2 separate regions of the Homo sapiens genome follow, and region 1 is linked to region 2. The links are chromatin loops, found by intact Hi-C in ENCODE. Cell type or tissue: dorsolateral prefrontal cortex. All regions are shown on one strand. Each heading gives the region's core, and the rest is flanking DNA. Links, peaks and the distances in the headings are about the cores only. Region 1 holds the start of LOC124902262 (a long non-coding RNA gene). Region 2 overlaps TTLL11 (tubulin tyrosine ligase like 11).

What was found. Peaks named below come from ENCODE experiments on the same cell type or tissue, not always from the same donor. Only the 100,000 strongest peaks of a DNase experiment are listed, where the experiment ranks them.
Region 1: it touches region 2 in a loop (3-fold over the local background); 5 of 110 quality-filtered maps call a loop at or near these places.

Annotation. Positions count from the first base shown.
Region 1 is chr9:122,081,093-122,084,016 of GRCh38, reverse strand. All of the region lies in intron 1 of TTLL11 (tubulin tyrosine ligase like 11), which reads left to right. It overlaps LOC124902262 (a long non-coding RNA gene), which reads right to left and starts at 629. Exons shown (of 3, transcript XR_007061755.1): 1 at 421-629. In dorsolateral prefrontal cortex, for the core only: no CTCF peak of the experiment used is centred there; no DNase peak of the experiment used is centred there; H3K4me3 peaks cover 197 bases; H3K27ac peaks cover 2,500 bases.
Region 2 is chr9:122,015,663-122,018,586 of GRCh38, reverse strand. The region is part of intron 3 of TTLL11 (tubulin tyrosine ligase like 11); the gene reads left to right. Among named protein-coding and RNA genes, the nearest start is that of TTLL11, 76 kb to the left of the region's middle. In dorsolateral prefrontal cortex, for the core only: CTCF peaks have their summits at 1,374 and 1,573 (motif pointing right); a DNase peak (open chromatin) is centred at 1,616; H3K27ac peaks cover 903 bases.

The sequences.
Region 1 (2,924 bases), core at 205-2,704, 65 kb before region 2:
TTATGTATAAATAACTTCGTTCCAATTCCAGAAATAATATATGCTTATAAAAATTTACACTGTTCCCAAGCATATAAAATAAAAACTGAAACAAACCACCTACCCCATCCCCCTCCCTTTCCATCCTCCCCTCTAATTCCACTTCTGAGAGGTGACACCAGAATCCCAATTTGATATGTATCTTTACAGACTTCTTTCTTTTTTTTCGAGATAGAGTCTTGCTCTGTCAGCCAGGCTGGAGTGCAGTGATGCAATCTTGGCTCACTGCAACCTCTGCCTCCCGGGTTCAAGCAATTCTCCTGCCTCAGCCTCCCAAGTAGCTGGGAGTATAGGTGCATGCCACCACACCTGGCTAATTTTTGTATTTTTAGTAGAGACGGGGTTTCACCATGTTAGCCAGGCTGGTCTCGAACTACTGACCTTGTGATCTGCATTCCTTGTCCTCTCAAAGTGCTGGAATTACAGGTGTGAGCCACCGTGCCTGGCCCAGATTTTTTTCTTATTCTTGTACATATCAGGATGGCTAAATTGTGCTATGGTAAGAACCATAAAATAGCAGTGGCTTAATACAACCAAAGTTTATTTCTTGCCCATGCTTTGGGTTCAATGTGGGCTGGTGGGGTTGGGGAGCAGGGGTCTCTCATCATCTTGGTTATTGAGATCGTGGTCTCCCATTGTGACACCTGCTTTCATGAGTCACTGAGGGAGGGAAAGAGCATGTGGTGGTGAATTTGCACTGGTTTTTAAAACGTCTACCCAGAAGTGATGCATCACTTCAGCTCAGATTTGATTCGCTGAAGCAGGTTACATGGTCATGGCTAACCTCAGAGGGATGGGGGATGCGCAGTCCCACCATGAGGGTGTAAAGAGGAGAATCAGGCTATTTGGTAAACTGTGCTAATTACCATCATGATATCATATGTAGAGATACAAATATATACTGTATATAAATATAAATATACACATATTTTATTTTTTCTTTCTAGAGAGGGTCTTGCTCTGTCGCCCAGGTTGGAGTATAGTGGCGCAATCTCGGCTCACTGCAGCCTCCACCTCCTGGGCTCAAACCATCCTCCCACCTCAGCAACCCTCGCCCCCCAGGAGCTGGGACTACAGGTGCACACCATGCCCAGCTAATTTTTTATATTTTTTTGTAGAGACAGCATTGTGCTATGTTGCCCAAGCTAGTCTCCTGGGCTCAAGTGATTCTCCCGCCTCAGCCTCCCAAAGTGCTGAGATTACAGGTGTGAGCCACTGTACCCAGCAGATATTTCATTTTTTAAAATGCTGCAGTTATACCACGTAGATAGTGTTTGGCAACTGCTGTTTTAGCAGTACCTCATATACATCTTTCTCTGTTAATATATATAGATTCATTTCATTTTAACAACCTAATAGTCCATTTTATATACCATAATTTATTGACGGATGTTGTTTCTATGTGTTTTCTTTGCTATTACAAAGAGTGGGGCAATAAACATCACTCTTCAGATTCTTTTTTTTTTTTTTTTTTTTGAGACAGAGTCTCGCTCTGTCACCTAGGCCGGAGTGCAATGGCACTATGTTGGCTCACTGCATCTTCCGCCTCCCAGGTTCAAGCAATTCTCGTGCCTCAGCCTCCAGAGTAGCTGGGATTACAGGTGTGTGCCACTATGTCTAGCTGTTTTGTATTTTCAGTAGAGACGGGGTTTCACCATGTTGGCTAAGCTGGTCTTGAACTCCTGACCTCAAGTGATCTGCCTCCCTTGGCCTCCCAAAGTGTTGGGATTACAGGCGTGAGCCACTGCACCTGGCCTTTTCAGACATTTTAAGTGTGTATTTGTGCAAATACTTCTGTAGAATAAATTCCTAGGATTGTTGGGTGAAAGGGCATATGTACTTTATATTTTGATTGTTACTATCAAATTGCCCTCAGCAGGGTTTGAGACTGCCTGTTTTTGCATATCTGCTCCAATACTGTATACTATTCATCTTGTGTATCTTTGCCAGACTGACAGGTAAAAATGTGTTCTTTTAATTTACATTTCTCTGATTGTCAACAAGGTTAAACTTTTTGCATAAGTTAATTTGTCATTTGTCTTGCTTCATCTGTGAAATGACTGAATCTATTTTTTGTTCATTTTATCTTTTGGATTGTTTTGTTTATGTTTTTTCTCATTGGTTTGTAAATATTATGGTTACTTTTTATCTCATATGCATTGTAAATATTTCCCCCTGTTGGTTATTTAAATGTCTACCAAATAATCATTTGCCTTGCATGATCCACATTACAATTAAAAAATTTCTTCTTCTCATTCACTAAAAACAGTCCTTAATTACTTTTGACTTGTTAGCTCAAGAAGGCAGAAGAAACACAGAATTCTGCCTTCAGGTGCTGTGAAATACCCAGTGAATTAAGAGATTGTGTGGAGAGGCTTAGAGTTTTACATATCCATGGAACTGGATATTTTATATGAAACTTTCACATAGATTTATCTAACATGACTTTGGCTTTGTGCAGTAAGTATGGTAGATTTCATTATTTCTGTTGTACAGATGTCCCTGCATCTATAGATTTGGGTTTGAATCCCCACCACATATTAGTTCTGTCACATGGGGCATCATGGTACTTAGGGGGTTATTCCATGTTAATCATATAGGTAACATGTATGGCAAAGTCAGTACGCAATCAGTGTTTGTTCTCTTTCAACTCTTCCACTCTTCAGAGGTGTTAAGAGACACACAGCTTAGATCTAGAGGCTGGCTCTCCTGGCTTGTAGGCCAGGTCTTGTTCTAGTGGACCGTATTGCTCCTCTGAAGAGAGCGTGAGTTCCTGGCCCCTTTAGAAATAAGAACATCACAGTTAGTGTTTACATAAGTCCTTCAGTGCAGGACTGGGCTTTGAGCCTGGACGTTGGTTTTATTTAAAAAGCACATTTCTCACT
Region 2 (2,924 bases), core at 186-2,685:
TATGAAAGTGATCCTAGCCTTAGAGCAAGTGAGCATCCAGTGAGTCTGTGATGATGAAATGCAATGAATGCCATGTCTCCTGCTTCTGAAGCAAAGCATCACATTTCATCGCATGTGATGATGAAACACTTTATTAGCTGCAAACCTGATTTTTTAAGAATATGGCATTATTACTGGCCGGGCGCGGTGGCTCATGCCTGTAATCCCAGCACTTTGGGAGGCCGAGGCGGGCAGATCATGAAGTCAGGAGATTGAGACCACCCTAGCTAACACGGTGAAACCTCGTCTCTACTAAAAGTACAAAAAATTAGCCAGGCGTGGTGGCGGGCGCCTGTAGTCCCAGCTACTCGGGAGGCTGAGGCAGAAGAATGACGTGAACCCAGGAGGTAGAGCTTGCAGTGAGTGGAGATTGAGCCACTGCACTCCAGCCTGGGCAACAGTGCAAGACTCTGTCTCAAAAAAAAAAAAAAAAAAAAAGTGGCATTATTATTTTAGTAGCTCCTTTGTTTTAATACAATGCATTGATAGTAAAAATTCAATTAGTATAGGCATGTGAAAGTAAAAAGTAGAAAAAAGTCCCCATTCTTCAGAAATTGCTTTTGTTTAGTGTGTATCCTTTCAACCTTTTCCTGTGTATAAACAAATATAGCTATAACACACAGAGCTGTTTTTTCTTTAAAAAGGCTTCTTTTTTCTTTAAAAACATGGGATTATTCTATCCATTCTTTTCTTTAGCCTTCATTTTCTCCCATTGAATGTGCGTAGGACATCTCGCCATGCCAGTGCTGCATAGATGCATTATGACTTTAAAAATCCTTACCCTGTTGGCTGGGCACGGTGGCTCACGCCTGTAATCCCAGCACTTTGGAAGGCCAAGACAGGCAGATCACAAGGTCAGGAGTTCGAGACCAGCCTAGCCAACATGGTGAAACCCCTTCTCTACTAAAAATACAAAAATTAGCTGGGCATGGTGGTGGGTGCCTGTAATCCCAGCTACTCGGGAGGCTGAGGCAGGAGAATTGTTTGAAACAGGAAGACGGAGGTTGCAGTGAGCCAAGATCGCACCTCTGCACTCCAGTCTGGGTAATGTGGGTCTCAAAAAAAAAAAAAAAAAGCCTCACCCTGTTGTTGATGAACATTGAGATATTCTCATATTTTTTGGTTCAACAAATGATGCTGAAGGGAATATCCTCGCACAGGTATCTTTATACACCTGTGCCAGCATCTCCTTTGGATAGATATCTCAAAGTGGAATTGACATACTAAAGAATATAATGCATTGACGTTTTTGACGGGTGAAAGCCAAACACGGGGCTTTATTAGAGGTAGTGCACTTAATCCTGAGGGTAAAACAATGTCCTGACAGTGCCTCAGAAGTGAGGTCTCAGAGGTGTGTGCATGCAGGGGCTTTGCTTTGTGGTTCCTGGCAACAACAGGAAGAAGTGTGAGTTTCTGTAAAACAACGGAAAACCTGACACTTTGTAGGTTATTTCTTACATTAATTAGGATTAAGTTTATTTCATTAAAGAAAGAGGGAGACCCATGTTACCCTGCTCTTCATTTGCAAAACCGGTACTCAAATGTGATCAGCAGGTGGCACCAGGCGGAAGCGAGTGGGATTCTCAGTGAAAATTTTTGTGAAGAGTCGAGGCGGATGCAGCCTTTCCAATTTTAGCAGATGGCCAATAAAAAAATTCCTTAGAGTTTATTTTGCATATGGTCTTCCATCTGGGTATTTGAGAAAAGTACAGTTTTGTTATCAAAACAGTATTTATTATGGTGAAAGAGTTTGTATTTCTCAGCAGAAGAATTTTTCACTGAATATAGCCAAAAACCTGTTCAATAATGTTTTGCAGTTTCTTGGAGGGAAGCAGCAAGCATGAGATTCTTCCATTTTCCTCTCCAGTTACCATCCCAAGTTAGTGTTTATTGATTCAGCTCCTCAAGGCTGAATGAAGTGCATTATTTGCAAAAACCCCCAGAGAACAACGTCCTCCGCTGGGTTTAGGAACCAGGAAAATGTGGCATTATAAGTGGGTCAGAGTCAAGGCAGAAAGAAAACTTGCAGTGTGAAGTGTATATTCTTTGTCCTGATTCCACATTTATCAAATAACCTTCCGGTAAATCTATTAGTCACATCATTTTCCTTCCTGTAGACAATGTGCTGATTTGACCGACTTTGGGTAACCCACTGGTTTATCAAAAAGATGCAGTTTAAACTCCTGCACACGCCTTATAGAGCCCTTGCCAACCTCGGCAGCTACGCTTGTCCCCATTTCTGAACTCTTCCTCCTGGGTCCTTCCATATTTAACCTTTTATTAGATACTCAATGGCATCAAGACCTCTCTTACCTCTGACTGCCCTTCTTTTTGCCTGGAGCACCCATCTTCTTTCTTTGCACCCCACTGCCACTTCCAAGCTGCTGCTTTTCACCTGACAATTTTGTTAGTTTTTCGGACCCCCTGCTTAGCTTTAACTTTCTCTATAAAGCCTACTCTGCCCCCGACGTCTGGAGCAAGTTCTCAACAACACCTTGTTGTTTTTCTTTTCATGGTACTTATGCTAATTACACTGTCTAGTGACTACCTGTTTAATTACCTCTCCCTCCTACTGTAAGTTCCACAAGGCAGTGACCAGATGGGTTTCATTCATCATTATCTCCCCAGTGCCTATCACAGTGCCTGGCACACAGTAGGAACTCAAATATATTTGCCAAATTGAGTTGCAAATTAATATACATATGCTGTGGTTTACTTTCTTTCTTTTTTTTTTTTTTTTGTCTCTTTTGAGTTTAGTCATCAAAAGTTAGCCTCTTTGAGGCCAGGGGTATCTGCAGGACCCAGCTTGTCACTTCACAACAGGGTGGGCCAGGCTCGGAGCATGAGAAACTTACCAAAGTGATGCCGTCCGGTGGGAGCGCCAG